Linked DNA regions of Homo sapiens: region 1 is linked to region 2. A link is a loop called in an ENCODE intact Hi-C map of the cell type or tissue named here. Cell type or tissue: adrenal gland. All regions are shown on one strand. Links, peaks and the distances in the headings refer to the core of each region. The heading gives the core; the rest is flanking DNA. Region 1 overlaps MERTK (MER proto-oncogene, tyrosine kinase). Region 2 overlaps MERTK (MER proto-oncogene, tyrosine kinase).

Evidence for each region. Hi-C counts contacts between places; a loop is a spot of excess contacts. Peaks named below come from ENCODE experiments on the same cell type or tissue, not always from the same donor. Only the 100,000 strongest peaks of a DNase experiment are listed, where the experiment ranks them.
Region 1: it touches region 2 in a loop (2.7-fold over the local background); 12 of 110 quality-filtered maps call a loop at or near these places.

The regions. Positions count from the first base shown.
Region 1 is chr2:111,899,393-111,910,402 of GRCh38, reverse strand. All of the region lies in intron 1 of MERTK (MER proto-oncogene, tyrosine kinase), which reads right to left. Among named protein-coding and RNA genes, the nearest start is that of MERTK, 6.3 kb to the right of the region's middle. In adrenal gland, for the core only: a CTCF peak has its summit at 9,306; no DNase peak of the experiment used is centred there; H3K4me3 peaks cover 2,500 bases; H3K27ac peaks cover 954 bases.
Region 2 is chr2:112,022,486-112,028,411 of GRCh38, reverse strand. It overlaps MERTK (MER proto-oncogene, tyrosine kinase), which reads right to left. Exons shown (of 19, transcript NM_006343.3): 19 at 1-61. Among named protein-coding and RNA genes, the nearest start is that of TMEM87B, 30 kb to the left of the region's middle. In adrenal gland, for the core only: no CTCF peak of the experiment used is centred there; no DNase peak of the experiment used is centred there; H3K27ac peaks cover 2,064 bases.

The sequences.
Region 1 (11,010 bases), core at 7,816-10,315, 120 kb after region 2:
AGCTACTCGGGGTGCCGAGGGAGAAGAATCACTTGAACCCAGGAGGCAGAAGTTGCAGTGAGCTGAGATCATGCCACTGCATTCCAGCCTGGGGGACAAGAGCGAGACTTTGTCTCAAAAAAAAAAAAACAAAAAACAGAGACAGGGTCTCACTCTGTTGCCCAGGCTGGAGTGCAGTAAGGCAATCATAGCTCAGTACAGTCTCAAACTCCTGGGCTCAAGGAGTCCTCCCACCTCAGCCTGCTGAGCAGCTATGACCATAGGCATGCACCACAATGTCTAGCTAATTTTTTTATTTCTAGTAGAGACCAGGTCTTGCCATGTTGCCAAAGCTTATACCACATTTTCTTTATCCATTCATCCGTTGATGGACACCTAGACTGATTCCTTAGCTTGGCTATTGTGAATAGTGCTATATTAAACATGAGGGTGCAGATGTCTTTTTGATATACTGATATCCTTTCTTTTGGATAAATGACCAGTAGTGCAATTACAGGATCATATGGTAGTTCCATCTGTAGTTTTTTGAGGAACCTCCATACCATTCTTCATAGTGTTCCCGGACCGAACTGAGGGTTGGGCTGCTTATTCTCATGCCCAATAATGAGATGCAGATGAACTGGGAAAGAAGGGAGTTTATTTCTCCCTGGGTACAGGGAGAAGGCCTGGAAAACATCACCACATCAACTCAAAATTACGTTTTCCAGGGATTATATACCTTCTAAGCTATATGTCTACATGGAAGTGTGCATTCATTTAAAGACATAAGTGATTAACTTCTTCTAATCTATAACTAAGGTCTGAGTCCTGAGGACCTTCTTCTGGAGCCTCAGTAAATGTACTTAATCTAAGTGAATCCAGGTGCTGGGGTGATTATCCTTATTATCTTGTCTCCCGCTAAATCATGGAGGTTTGAGGAGTTCCTTCAGACCCCCAATAAACTTGTTTGTGGAGGTCTGGGGAATTTCTTAAGATCCCCAGTAAAACTTGTTTAATCCTAAATGAGGCCTGTTAAGAATTCCTTTGTTATCTTGTCATGAGTCAAGGCCCAGGAAAGGCCTGGGCAAAACTTCTGGTGGGCTTTCATTACATTCCAGCCTTTGTATGAGGGCACCGGCTCTATTAGCTTTTAATATTTAACTTAACCACTCAGTGCTGAAACAGTTGTTACAGAGGCCTGCGTTACCGAGACCTGGCCTGCCACAATAGTGGCTGTGATAGTTTAAATCCCCACCAGCAGTGTATGAGTTCCCTTTTCTCTGCACCTTTGCCAGCATTTGTTATTTTTTGCCTTTTTGACATAGCCATCCTAAATGCAATGAAATGAAACCAGGTTGTAATTTTGGTTTACATCTCCCTGATGATTAGTGATGTTAAGCATTTTTTCATATATTTATCTGTTAGCCATTTGTATTTCTTCTTTTGAGAAATATGTTTAGATCACTTGTTCATTTTTTAATCGGATTGCTTGTTTTTTGCTGTTGAGATGTTCCAGTCACCTTCTTGATAAAAAGGACAGACTCAGCTGGTATGAGACTTTTTGTCCTTTTCCCTTCTGCTTTTTTCTGCCTGGAATGCAAATGAAATGCCCAGAAGCACAGCAGCCATTTAAGGAACAATGTGTTCTAAAAGCATACACTATAGATGTCAGAGCCAAGAGCCAGGTCATTGACTTTATCATGGAGCCACTGTCTAATCCCAACCTGGTTGCTGTCAGACTGCTTGTTGTATGAGAAAAATACTCCCATTTTGGTTACACCACTGAAGTAAGGTTTTCTGTTATATGCAATCAAATGTAACTGACATGGTGCAAAACAACACTATAGAGTGTTACCAACATAATCATGTCAATCATGATCAAAGGATAAAGACATGCATGGGAATTGAAACACCCAATGTGGGATAATGGTTTTCTCTGGGTGGGAGTGAGGGGATGACACTGGAGAGAGGAACGACCGGGGACTTCCACTGTAGTGTTAATGTCTGACTTCTTACGTCAAGTAGTGAGTACACAGGCGAGTTTTATTACCTGTTAAATCCTTTTGTGTATCCTAAATATTTTATAATAAGATGTGAGTATAAAGAGTAGCTGAGAGGAAAAAATATAATGGTAAAAAGGGAAAGGCCTTACTATTTACTGGTTGGCCCACCTGATTAGCTGTATCTCTTTCCACCAACAGGTCCTAAAATCCTAAGGGCACTTGGCTTAATGAATCATCCAGCTCAACATTCTCACTTTGTCTAGGAATTGCCACCTCCCTTGGATAAGCATAATTAGCTTACTCCTACCCTCAATGGCCAGGTTCTGATACATACCCCTCCTGGGATGGGGTAATAGAGAGAGGCTCCCCACCACTGCCCAAGAATCAGACATCAGATATACTGCATCAGTGGAGTGTAACGAAAGAGGTGGCACAGAATAGCTTGGACATACACAAGGCAGGGCCACAGCCCCAAAGATTGAGTCCACGGGTCCTGGGAACCTGAGCTTCTACCTTGCGAAAATGCTTCCTAGGTAGTTCTGAAGCATACCTCTTCTTGAGAACCCCTGTCATGAATCATTGTCTTTATCCTTATCTTCCCAGCCAGAATATTTAAGAGCGTTGCATTCTACAGTTTATATCACAAAATATTTTTTAAATTTCCAATTATAAAATGACATAATAATATTGAATGAATAAACTTTTGAAAATGACATCATTCTCCCTGATCCTGAAGATTCTGCTGTTCCCCCTCAGGGGGGATATGCCCCACTCCATCCACCCCGGAAAAAGCTTAGTCCATCCCTCTGTCTCTCAGAAGATTTAGCAGGAAGAGGTCATATGTGTTTGGGGAGATCCAATATTCTCAGAAATATACCTCCATGTTTCCAGACTATTCTATTGCCCCAGAGTTGGAGGGGGTACTTACTGGAGGAACAGACAGCCCAGGTGGCAGGGAATGGCAACTGTCAACAGCAAAGAACCCACTAGCATCACTCTTTTTTTTGATACGGAGTTTTACTGTTATTGCCCAGGCTGGAGTGCAGTGGCACAATCTCGGCTCACTGCAACCTCCGCCTCCTGGGTTCAAGTGATTCTTCTGCCTCAGCCTCCCAAGTTGCTGGGATTACAGGCATGCGCCACCACGCCTGGCTAATTTTTTGTATTTAGTAGAGACAGGGTTTTACCATGTTGGTCAGGCTGGTCTCAAACTCCTGACCTCAGGTGATCCACCCACCCTGACCTCCCAAAGTGCTGGGATTACAGGCGTGAGCCACCGCACCTGGCTGCATCACTCATTTTTAATGAAACTCTTCACACAGCCTCCATCTCCGTTTCTGGGCTGATGTCTAAGAAAGTTCACACCGAGAGTCACGCACAGGGCTGAGGGTCAAACTCAGGCTGAGGCTCTGTGTCCCAAACGGCATGGGAGAAAGTATCCCTTCCCACCTCTCCCCTTTAGATGGAATCAGTGTTCTGCCCCAAAGGGGCCTAGAATCATCCATCTGCTTTCCCATTTGACAAGTGAGGATGTGGAGTTTTAGAAGGAGGACACACTATACCCCAGCTGTCCCTGCAGGTTCCTCTCAAAGCTAGGATGAGAACTTACATCTTTCAACTCCCCAAGTGGTTATTTTTTAAACTAAGAGTGAATCTAAAAAGCTTCTTTTTTTTATTTGCTCCAAAACTTTCAAAGAACATTGCTTTCATCACCAAATCTTCAAATCATGTGCCAGAATTGTAAAAAGGCTTAAAGGCTGGTTTCACTTCCTGTGTGGAGGCAGCCTGCCGTTAATTGGAACAAGTGAAAAACTGGCCTCCAGGCACACACAACACTTGGGAAGTCCATGAATATTTATCACCGCACTGAGAATTCCCTAAGCGGCACAGTGACAGAAAACAACTTTCAGTTAAGTTTGAGTCTCTGTTCTAATATTCTCCACTAAGACAGCCTGTTCTTACTTGTGAAAGTGATCATTTTCAAAACCATAATGAAGCCAATCTACTATTGGTAGCTCTAACCACAAGGCCCTAAGGCTTAAAATAACAAAACAATTCCTTCTCCAAAATAAACAAGGCTTTTCTTTGTGTATCTAATGAGAGGCAAGACCACAGCTAAGGCAAGTTCTAAGATGTTTACTGTCCCTGAATGCTGAGGTATCTAGATCCTCAAAGAAAAAGCAGATTACACAAAAAAGGGGACCTGTCAGAAAGCATTTGCATAAGTGCCAACCTGAGATCTAAATCCGGAGGATGGACCCCTACTGGAGTGACCTAGGGCAGAGCACTAACCCTGTGATGATTGGATCTTGTTTTCAAGGGACCAACAGAAATACATGGAGGCACAGAGTACAAGGAGAAACATACAAGTGTAAAATGTGCTGGCAAAAAAATCCAGGCATTGAGCTTCTGAAATGAAATGGGGTTTCTCTAAGCACAAATATAAATGTTCTTAGCTTTTGGTGTAATTTTATTCCAAACATAAAGCCAACATCTGTTCTCTCTTTCTCTTTCCTTCTGCCCCTTCTCCCTGCCTGCCACCTCCAAGACTCATGGAAAATCCATTTACCATTGAGTGAAAGAAGCACTGATAATTGAAGAACTAGCCAAGAAGGATGAAATAAAATGCTTTAGAATTGAGTGTAGGTTTCTGGCTGGGCACGGTGGCTCACGCCTATAATCCCAGCACTTTGGGAGGCTGAGGTGGGCCAATCACCTGAGGCCAGGAGTTCGAGACCAGCCAGGCCAACATTGTGAAACGTTGTCTCTACTAAAAAATACAAAAATTAGCTGGGTGTGGTAATGGGTGCCTGTAATCCCAGCTACTCGGGAGGCTGAGACAGGAGAACCGCTTGAACCCAGGAGGTTGAACCCTGGGTTCAATCGCTTGAACCCAGGAGGCTGCAGTAAGCTGAGATCGCGCCACTGCACTCCAGCCTGGGTGACAGAGTGAGCCTCCATGTCAAAAAAAAAAAAAAAAAAAAAAAGAACAGTGTAGGTTTCTCAATGAAATGTTTGAGACATAATCACCCTTTCTTCTTTATCACTCTGAAACACCAGGACCTGAGGAGGTGACCTGGCCATAGCAGCCCAGGGTTTCACATGCCGGCCATGTCCCTAGATCCTAGTGCCTGTCAGAGGCCCCGAGAGTGAAAATGTGGCAGCTCCCATGAAGGGATGGCTGTCCAGCTGCAGAGTCTCACAAAACTAGGGAAGATCTAGGCCCTCCCTTCCTGTGGCTAAGAATCACCCAGTTCAACAGCCATGGTTCAGACAGAGAAAAGTAAGGCCTAGGAGGGAGGAAGTGCCAGGATGGCAGGTATTCTTAGTATCCTTGTTCTCCAAAAGGGGCCTGCTGATCCTAATGGAATTCTCTGCCCCTGCCAGGCTGCATTTTTAGCACTTCGGCTGGAGGCAGGAGTGGGAGACATAGAATGAAAAGAGAGGGAACTGGTTTAACTCCGGTCACGGGTTAGCCAATGCCCAGAGTGCCAGAGGGAGAGTAATCAGGGCTCCCTCCCGGGCACCTGAGGGTTGGCTCACCCATGCCATTAAGCAGGAAGTACCAGAAGCCAGGAGTGCACCTGGCGCCCTTTGCATTTCCTACAAGACCACCTGCGGACACATACTCACGCCTGTACACGGAATCTACTCTAAGAACCAAAGCCTCATTTTCTCTATGTTGCAGCCAACTGACCTCATTGGGAAAACCTAGCTCGATGTGGTAAAAAGGAAAAGAATTTTCTGAGCTGGGTGAGGTGGTTCACTCCTGTAATCCCAGCACTTTGAGAGGCCGAGGTGGGTGGATCGCGAGGTCAGGAGTTCAAGACCAGCCTGCCCAACACGGTGAAACCCCGTCTCTACTTAAAATACAAAAATTAGCCAGGTCTGGTGGAGGGCACCTGTAATCCCAGCTACTTGGGAGGCTGAGGCAGAGAATTGCTTGAAGCCAGGAGGCGGAGGTTGCAGTGAGCCGAGATCGCGCCACATGCACTCCAGCCTGGGCGACAGAGCAAGATTCCATCTCAAAAAAAAAAAAAAGAATTTTCTGGATGTTCACACTCAAAAACCCTAAAACAAAACAAACACAAAAAATAAAAATAAAAAAATTTAAACCACACCCAGTTTGGAAAAGAGTTATGTGGGAAAAGTTGAACAGGAACTGGACTTCATTTTTATACCTTCCTGAGAGGCACATGACAAGAAGCTATTCCTGTACTATGTCAAGTTTGAACTCCATAAGGGAAGGTATGGGGGCAGGAGTAGGAGGGGAATGGCAGTCAGGGCGGGCCCTGCTTCTCTGGAGAACTGCTTGGTCCTGGGTGGGTTTTGCTCAAACTACTAGGAAACAAAAACCTAAAGAGCTGCAGCAAAGGACTTGGGCACTCTAGGGCGACACCGGAGGGCCCCTTCACCAAAGCATTCTGAACAATGGAGGGTGGACCATTCAGGATACACTTCAATAAGAAAAGAACCCTCCTCCCAACACCTTTTGTCTAGGAAAAACATTTCCCCCATACTTGAGTTCAGAAGAATGGAGGAGAACCATTGGTAATAATGGCAAATATATTTTAAGCACATATCACCTGCCATTAGCTCATTACGTCCTCCTAACAATTCTATGAAAAGAGCCTCCCACTGTACCCAAAAAGGAACAGAGGTCCTGAAAGTTAATCACCACCCCCAAAGCCCCAGAAGCCAGTCCCGGTTAACACTTTCATTCCAGTCCCCAGAGGCATAGTGTGCCTCACACAGTGTGAGACCCCTTTCAGTTTTTATAATAATTAATCTCCTGCTGAGAAACATACCAATTCAGAGCCATGTGCTTTGGGTTAAGATTAAACTAACGGCAAGGGCCAAAGTCAAGGCACCCAGGGCTACCTGCCCCTGAGCAAGGAGTTGTTAGAACTGTGTTTAACATGAAAAATTACCTTCTGACATTTTTTTTTCTAGTTGGAATAGTTAGGACAATGTAAAATATGTTTGGGGTTAATACAGCCCAAAAATCTGTCTGGTTTTAATTGACTAGCTCCTCCAGCAATGAAATCACATTGGCATCACAGCAAAATAAAAGATTGTTTTCTATTAACCAAGCCCCGAATGTGAGGGCATGGGAGCTCCAGCAATTCTGTTTCTGGAAAAGCCAGTAGGAAAAGATAAGGGTGAAGAGCACCTGGTAAGACATGCAGGGGCTTGGTTCCTTCATGCTGTGCTCTGATACTCACTGAGCACCCGTATGAGCTCCATGCTGTGTTAGCAGTGAAAAAGACAGCAGCCCTGCCACCAGGAGCTTACCTTGTGGTGGGGGGACAGTGGAGGAAAAGGAGTAAACAAAGAGGTAAGGCTGGGTGCCATAGCTCACGCCTGTAATCTCTGCACTTTGGGAGGCTGAGGTAGGCGGATCACCTGAGGTCAGGAGTTCGAGACCAGCCTGGCCAACATGGTGAAACCCTGTCTCTACTAAAAATACAAAAATTAGCCAGCTGTGGTGGCAGGTGCCTGTAATCCCAGCTACTGGGAAGGCTGAGGCAGGAGAATTGCTTGAACCTGGGAGGCGGAGGTTGCAGTGAGCAGAGAATTTGCCATTGCAAGACTCTGTCAATAAAGAAATAGAGGGAGGGAGGGAGGGAGGAAGGAAGGAAGGAAGGAAGGAACTGATCAGGTTGTGAGAAGCATTATCAGGAAATTAAATTTAAGGGATAGTGGGGTGTATGCATATGATACTTTGGCAGGGGGTGGTTATTGGGGAAGGCTTCTCAAGGAGAACCTCTGAACTGAAACCCAAAGGATGAGAAGAAGCCAGCATGCCGAGATCTTGGGAAAAAGGTTCCAGCCAGAGGGAAGAGTCACTGCAAAGGCTGCTCAGGCCCTAGAAAGAAGACACAGGTGGCTGGAGTGGTAGGAACAAGAGGGAAGTGAATGGAAATGGGTCAAAGAGGTTCGCTGTGAGTCTCTGCAAATTCTAGTAGGGAACAGGAAGCCACTGGAAGATTTTCAAATGGAAAATACAATCAGATTCGTTTCCAAAATCTCATTCTGGCTATTATATGGAAAGCGACTGTTTCACATGTGTGTTCAAGGTCCCAGCTCAGTTTTTCTACCCAGCAGCATGTTCCCAATTCACAGGCATAAAAAGATTGAACCTCTTCTTGACCAATGCTGACTAGTAACTCACTGGCCCTTCTACAATTATCTGGAAATTATTTCAAAAATTAAGATTTAAAAATATAATTATTGGCTGGGTGTGGTGGCTCATGCCTGTAATCCCAGCACTTTGGGAGGCCAAGGCAGGCAGATCACCTGAGGTTGGGAGTTCGAGACCAACCTAACCAACACGGAGAAACCCTGTCTCTACCAAAAATACAAAATTAGCCAGGCGTGGTGGTGCATGCCTGTAATCCCAGCTACTCAGGAGGCTGAGGCAGGAGAACTGCTTGAACCCGGGAGGCGGGAAGTTGCGGTGAGCCGAGATTGTGCCATTGCACTCTAGCCTGGACAGCAAGAGTGAAACTCTATCTCAAAAACAAAAAAACATAATTATTGTTAATTTTTTAAAAATTGTATTCAGCTGTGCATGGTGGCTCATGCCTATAATCCCCACACTCTGAGAGGCTAAGGTGGGAAGATCGCTTGAGCCCAGGAGTTCAAGACCAGCCTGGGCAACATAGTGAGATCCTGTCTCTACAAAAAATAAAAAATTAGCCAGGCATGGTGGTATGTGCCTGTGGTCATAGCTACTTGGGAGGCTGAGGTGGGAGGATCACTTGAGCCCGGAAGGTTGAGGTTGCAGTGAGCCGTGATGGTGCCACTGCACTCTAGCCTGGGTGGCAGAATGAGAACCTGCCAAAAAAAAAAAAAAAAGAAAGAAAGAAAAGAAAAGAATTCCACTCAGCACTTTAATGGGTCAGAATAATTTTCTAAAAGTATTCATTTTTAAAATATGCACGATGTACTTTCAAAAAGCATTTGAAGCCTTTGGAATAAAGCCCACAAGCAACAGAACAACTTAAAAGTTCCCTCTGGGAAGATGTTTACAATATACTGGAATACATGTTACAATATCAGTTTGGAAAAGAAATATTAACATTAAAGAATCTTAAAAGCCTAATTTACTCTAAGGGTTGAGTTTAGCTGCACACACAGCCTCGTCATGAGCTAAGTCCTCATAATGCATTCATTTTTATCCACATTTATATTTATCTTGCTCCATCCTCTCCCTGGCCCTTCAGAGAGCCACCGCTTGCCTCATTTTGCTGCTCAATGGCACCCCCATCAGAGACTGAGCAGAAAGGAAAGACTGGAAAGCCTCGAAATGCTCCTGGTTTGGCAGTTCCAGTTCTGTGTGTGCATGTCTTTGTGAGACGTGTAGTGTGTATGTGTGTTGGGGGGCAGAGGGGATTTCCTGGGTTAAAGTGATGCTTAAATTTTATTTACCCATTCTTCTATACTGCTAACAGTGTAGAATCTACACACATATTCTCATTGTCTCTCTCTCTGTCTCCCCTGTGTGGTCAGCAAAGCACTCAGACCCACAATGTGTAATAGGAAAATCTTAAAATTAGATGAAGAGTCTAATTTCCATGTTTAATTTCTTCATACAGCACTCCTTTGTGCTGTAATTCTGCCAGTGAGAATCCCATTCTTTAAGCTTTTCACAAGGTGAGATGTAAAACTGTCACACATCTCATAGGTAAAGTTCAAAACCAAAAGCAAAAAGTGCAAGAACGATTGGTGAAACTTTTCATTCTTCCAGCTGGGTGGATTTTAAAAGGCCTTTTTATGATTGTCTGATTAAAGTTGATTGTCAGCTACAAAAATTTGTTATTACAGCCTTTTAAAATTTTAGAAAAACAAAAGCACTCCAATTTTTAAGTATTTAACACAAAACTATTGTTCCCATTACTTTCTCCATAGTTCTCACCACATTCACTACCTCCAAGACTATTCACGGCCAGTCCTCACTAGTAGCAACAAATAACAGATTTGCAGCAGATTATGAAAAATGGGGCTGGCAGAAATGCTGAGGAATTTTTGAAGGTTTGGTGGAGGGAGGGGCAGTGGAGAACAGAACTGCTTTAGTTCTTTGCCTGGCTCTTAAAGTTTGTTTCAAATTGCTATGTTGCCCCAAATTATAAATTGCTTATGTAATTTAACGTGCAAAAAGTGGGTGCACTGTTTAAGAATTTTTCATTTGAGTAAATGAGCTTTCAAAGGAAAATCTCAAAGGAAAAACTTTTAAGTAACTTACTTGACTATAAACTGAGCTTTCCAGGTATTCCTAAAAAACATCTTTGACTGTAATAGGTGAAGGCTAGTCAAGTGCATTCTCGATCAAAAGAGAGAAAATCTACATGCTGAATGGAAATAGAAACCTTTTAGCTGAGAGAAAATACTTGGAATGTGTTTATTTAGCATTTTTCCCCTTTCTTTTTCTTTTGGGTAAAGCCTGGTAAGTTTATTCCAGCCTCCTCAAGAAGTGCATCAGCGATCAAACTTGAAATCTGTTCATCACTCACTCCCCAAATAAGCTGTTCAAGCAGAATGAAACCGGCCTTCCTTGCCTCCACGTATCAGTCCAGCATCTTGTATTAAAATGCCTGGAACAAGCCGGGCGCGGTGGCTCACGACTGTAATCCCAGAACTTTGGGAGGCCAAGGAGAGCAGATCACGAGGTCAAGAGATCGAGACCATCCTGGCCAACATGGTGAAACCCCGTCTCTACTAAAAATACAAAAATTAGCCGGACGTGGTAGCGCGCGTCTATAGTCTCAGCTACTCGGGAGGCTGAGGCAGGAGAATCGCTTGAACCCGGGAGGCGGAGCCTGCAGTGAGCCGAGATCGCGCCGCGGCACTCCAGCCTGGGCGACAGGGCGAGACTCGGTCTCAAATTAAAAAAAAAAAAGCCTGTAACAACACTTCGCTGAATCCAGATAAACGTAAACGCTGCCGAGCACTGTAAGTTCTGTTCTGCCATAACAGGAGTGAAAAGAACGCTCCCCTTTTCCCACACTCTCTGGGTGCCCCTAAA
Region 2 (5,926 bases), core at 2,260-4,759:
TACTGAAAAGGTGGGGCGGTCTAAGGGATCGGTTCTCCAGCAAGAGTACATTATTTCATACCTGAAAGTTAAAAAGAAGTGGATTGTCTCCCAGCATGGCACCCATCTCTTTGTGCAATCCATGCCTTTGTTTTTACAGAATCTTTATCACATTTTAATCAGCATTCATTCTACTTTTTATAAAAATTATTGAGACTTTTTTGGTGGCCTAATATTTATACAACTTTTGTAAATGTTCCATGGTATTTGACAAAAAAGTGATTCTGTTTCTAGGAAGAGCACATATGTGGCAGTTATATCTAACTTTGCAGATAAGGAGTATTTAGGTCTCTTTCTTTATATGGCGGCGGGCAAACTATGGCCCATGAGCCAAATCCAGCCCACTGTCTACTTTGTAAATAAAGTTTTATTGGAACACAGCTATCCTTATTTGTTTACACGTTATCTATGACTTCTTATGTCACAATGGCAGAGTTGAGCAGGTGCTAAAAGGCCTGCAAAGCCAAAAATATTTGCTATTTGGCACTTTATAGGAAAAGTTTGCTGACCTCTGTCCTATGCCATCAAACTGAGTTGTTACCAGGACAGCTGAGTTAGTTGGGGCCCTGGGGCTAGGGCTAAGAAGATCAGGAGCAGGGGTGAGGGCAGGGGGTAGTTGTGTGCTGCGTATCACTCCATCTAGTCTTCTCAACAGCCCTGTCATTGTCACTTTGTAATGAAGATGACAGTGGGCTCAGGGACATTACAGAACATGCCATGGCCATGTGGGTAGCCAGGGATTCAGATTCAGATTGGACAACTCCTGCGTCCAAGTGCTCCTCACAACTCCTTCCACTTTGTTTTATAGAGGGCAACTCTCTTCTGGGTGGTTTTTTCATCCCAGTGTCTAATATAGTTAAGAATTCCAATGGAGGGACATTTAATGGAGCACAGTAAGACAGATGACAATTAGGAATCAATAGGCTGAGATGAAGAGTGAGTTATACCATCATTTCATTAAAAATGTTTTTTTTCTTATAATTGATAGACCTGACATTTCAGGGCCAGGCATATTAATTGGCATGTGTGTATATATATGCCATATGTGTGTGTATATATATACACACACACACACATATACACACACATATATGGCATATATATACACATATATGGCATATATATATATGCATGCCAATTAATATGCCTGGCCTGAAAATGTGTATATATATAAAAATGTGTGTGTGTGTGTGTGTATATATATATATAAAATTTTAAAAATAGATGTATTTATTTTTTTAATAAGACGAAGTCTTGCTATTTTGCCCAGGCTGGTGGAGAACCCCTGAACTCCTGGGCTCAAGTGATCTTCTGCCTCAGCCTCCAGAGTAGCTGGAATTACAGGTACACACCAGCATGCCTAGGCATCATTTCATTTTGATGCTTTTCTGTTTTGAGAAACTGATAATTCATACGTCATTGGACAAAAAAATGACCCAAATTTAAATCATCTGACCCATGCAATAAATTACTAGCATCTTACGAACAGAAATATGCAATTTCCATATTGACATTTAGTTACAGCCTATAGAACTTTTGGCTAATTCTACTAACATGTTACTTCACACACAACATGCAGATCTCATTCACGTAGATGTATAATAATATCTTTTCATCTGTCCACTTTCCAGCCTTTATCAACACTTGCACACGCATCCGGAAGCTGGAGGCTGGCAAAGTGCCATGCATGTAAAGAGCTTGATCCTGAATGTAGGCCTAGACAACGGCACGGCGCATTTCCCTGTCTCACAATCCTTGTTCTCATCTCAGGCTTAGGGGTTCTGTTTTGTTTCCCTGTCTTACCTTCTTTAGATGGTCACTTAGACTTGACAGACGGTTTCTGTTTTTATTTTTGAGGTTTTCAGGCGTAAGTCAATTTGCATGACTCTGTTTTCCAAACAGCCTTGATTGTTTGCCATCTAAGATGAGCTTTGAGACATTCTGTTCTTAGGGACATAATCTCCTTTTCATTATTTCATCAAGAGGCTGTGGTATTTAACTTACTTTCATTTATTTCATGTCTTAGGAGAAAGTATTTAAATAATTTATCTTTATTTCCAAGTAGAATAGTATCAATATCACTTTGAAACTTCTTTTCCTTTAATATTCAATACCTTATCAAATGTATAAAAATATAAATATGACTTTTAAAGACATGGTGAACATGTATACTGTCTAACCTACTCCCACAAATGGGCAATTTCATCGTAGTAGAACAAGAAGATTAACAAGAAGCCCCCATCTGGTAAGTAATAGGAGGGCTGTGATATTTAGTGATTTAGACTTTATAAAATTTTATGGATGGAAAGAAAAATAAGTTTGGTAATTGCTTTTGTAAATGGTCATTTTTATTTTTCTGCTGAGATTTTATAAAAGATGTGATCATATAGGTTGCCATGGGCTGTATTGAGGAGAGAATGGGATTAGTTTAATGGGTAGAGACTTTCAGATTTACAAGATAAGAAGAGTTTTGGAGATAGATGGTGGTGATGGTTATACAACAGTGTGAATGTACTTCACGCCACTGAGCTGTACGCACTGGTTAAGAGTACATTTTATGTTATGTATATTTTATCACAATTAAATGCAATCATATGAATTTACAAAATTTGTAAATGTATGACTTTACTCATATTTTTCAAGCACCTGCTTTGCTCCTGGCTCTGAGGATGGCTGAGTGCAGGCTGCAAGTCTGCACAGGGAAATGATGCCCATCTCCTATCAGCTGTGCTTCCACTGTGCTAGCCAGTATCTACCCAGCTCTGCCACTCAGCCCACTGTGACTCCCACCTTGTCCCTTCTCCAGATCTCAGATGCTTCAGGTGGCAGTGGAGGGAGGGATACATCAATGGGTAGAGGAGGGTTTCTGAGATGGGGAAGGTGGATATAAGCTGGGGTTCTTGGGGCAGACAAGAAGCAGGCAAGAGGCAGGGCCAGCTCTGTGCCAGCCAACACACCAGGTCCTGGGTGCCAGGGTAAATAATAGTGTGAGGGCAATGCTAGGCTGGTCAGGTGTGTGAAGCGCGAGGGTGGTGCTGGGATGGGCATCAGGTGAGTCCCGGAGAGGAGCCCCTGAGTCCACGCAACTGCAGCTTCAAGGTGGCTGATGCAGGTAGAACATGACCAGCAAGTGCCAGCTGTGTGTGGGTTGATGGGCCCTAACCGATCACTCCTCACTGCAGCCCCACGAAGGAAGAGATGCAGTCACACTCACAGACAGGGCAGCTGAGGCCTGGAGAGGAGAGGAACTGACTGAAGTCACGCCAACAGTCGGCGGCAGTGCCAGTCCATCTAACACAGGGCACCTGCTCTCATCCGTGACCTCGACCTCCTTCACTATGAAGAAGAGTCACTGACCTTTCCCTCACGTTTACTATTTCAGCCATCATGTGAAACACTTTAGATTTGTTTTTTGGGTTTTTGTTGTTGTTGTTTCTTTTTTTGAGACAGGATCTTGCTCTGTTTCCCAGGCTGGAGTCTGGTGGCACAATCATAGCTCACTGCAACCTCGACCTCCTAAACTCAAGTGATCCTCCCACCTCAGCCTCTTGAGCAGCTGGGACTACAGGCATGCCCTACAACACCCAGCTAATTTTGTTTATTTTTTGTAGAGATGGGGTCTCACTGTGTTGCCCAGGCTGATTTCAAACTCCTGGCCTCAAGCAATCCTCCTGTCTTGGCCTCCCAAAGTGCTAGGATTACAGGCATGAGCCACTGCACTCAGCCTGAGTTCATTTTACAAAGGAAATGTCTCAGAAATGGAACAGAGGCCTCTTTGGGGGATGCTGTTGTTACCCAGCATCTAGATTCGAGAGGAGATGGAAGGAAGCCTGGCTCACAGGGGCCCCGAGGCCACAGCACAGCCATAGCCCCCTTGGCACACCCAGGGCACAGAGCCCACAGGAGGCGGGGGTGGCAGGTTCGCCCCTCTCTGCCTGACTTCCCCAGCCACACGGCGTGTGCTGACTCTGCTGCTTTGTCCCCTAAAATGTCTCACAGAAAACCGACTCAGCATTCACTTGTTTTGGCTCTAAAAACCACAACGTGACACAGCTTAGACCCTGCTAAGACCCAACATAATCACCGCAAATATCAACTTATTTTGGTGGGCAAGGAAAGCTCAGAAAGAAACTGCAACAAAACTCTTTCCATAGTCAACATTGTTTGACTGAAATGCTTCCTTATTTTCAGAAGCAGGCACTTCATAAACATGGCACTTTTAAAAACTACCATGAAACCCTAGAACTAATTTTATTAGCATTTCAGGATGTTTTAAAGGTTTTACAGTGCTTGTTTCTCTTCTTAATGTTATACATCTACCACCACAATAAAAACCAACCACTACCAACGGGACGAAGCTCTGATTAAAACAGTGTCCTTCTTTTTGGCTTAGAAGGGACCCGGAAAGCCTGTGGGCAAAGGGACCCAGGCTCTCTCTCCCATGTGAGGCAGCAGGGCGTGTGTGTGTGTGTCTGTGTGTGTGTGTGTAGGGAGGGTGCTGTCCACACTCACCTGTCCCAGCCCAGGCATGGCACTCCATGACAGAGCCAGCGCAGGCCCACAGTCCTGAAATGTTCTTGCTAAATATGGTGAGAATGCCCCTCTCCAAGCCCATGGCCCTTATTATACAGGGAGGAGACTCCCCATTAGGAAGGTTCAAATCACCATCACCAAGCTACCAGCAATGCCACAAGAAATTATTTTAATAAGGTCAGCAAAGTGCTTGGGGGAGATTAATTGCCATAGCCACTCACAGGGCCAGTTAGGAAGCAGAGCGTGGCCTATTGACTCCGAGGCCTGGGTCTCTTCCCCATACTGCCTGGCCTTGAAGACGGGGGCCCTGTCAGGATGGGATGTGTGCTGTGTGTGTGTCACAGCTGGTAGTTCTTTCTCCTGTCTAAACACATGATCTCTCAGGGAGCACTTTATTTTATTATTTTATTATTTTTTATTTTTTTTGAGATGGAGTTTTACTCTGCCGCCCAGGCTGGAGTGCAGTGGCACGATCTCAGCTCACCGCAAGCTCCGCCTCCCGGGTTCACGCCATTCTCCTGCCTCAGCCTCCCGAGTAGCTGGGACTACAGGCGCCCGCCACCACACCCGGCTAATTTTTTGTATTTTTAGCGGAGACGGGGTTTCACTGTGTTAGCGAGGATGGTCTCGAACTCCTGACCTCGTGATCCACCCGCGTCGGCCTCCCAAAGTGCTGGGATTACAAGCGTGAGCCACCGCACTCGGCCTTATTTTATTATTTTTTAATAAAGACAGGGTCTCTCTATGTTGCCCAGGCTGGTCTTAAACTCCTGGGCTCAAACGATCTGCCCTCTTTGGCCTCCCAAAGTGTTGGGATAACGTGCATGAGCCACTGCGCCCAGCCCCAGGGAGCATTCTAAAACACACATTTCTGGGCCCACTTTGTACCGAAAGCATCATAATTTCCGGGAACAGGGCCGAGGAATCGTATTGTTACACTATCTCCCAAGCGATTCTGATGAGCAGCCTGACCCCAAAGTCATTGGTTTAGATTTCTGAGTTTCCTGATGAAGGCTACTACTGTGAGTGGAGTGTTTGAAATGCTACATAGAAGGAGAAAGATAACTGGACCAAAAGAGGGTGAGGAATCATTCAAGGACCTCATGCACTACAAGGCGAAGCTATTATCTGTGGATATATTTCCTAGAGGTGTGTAAGGAATTTTAGGACAGGTGCCATTGCCTTGTCTTGACCGTGCCTGTCGTTCGAGACTGAGGCCCTTTGGATGAGTGAGCCTCAGTGGGCTCACTGGAGATACCACACACTATCTCCCACATCAGGAATGGCTCCTGGGCTGGGGTGTCTGTGGGTTCCACCCCTCTGCACATGCCCACCTGGCTAACAGCAGTCCCTT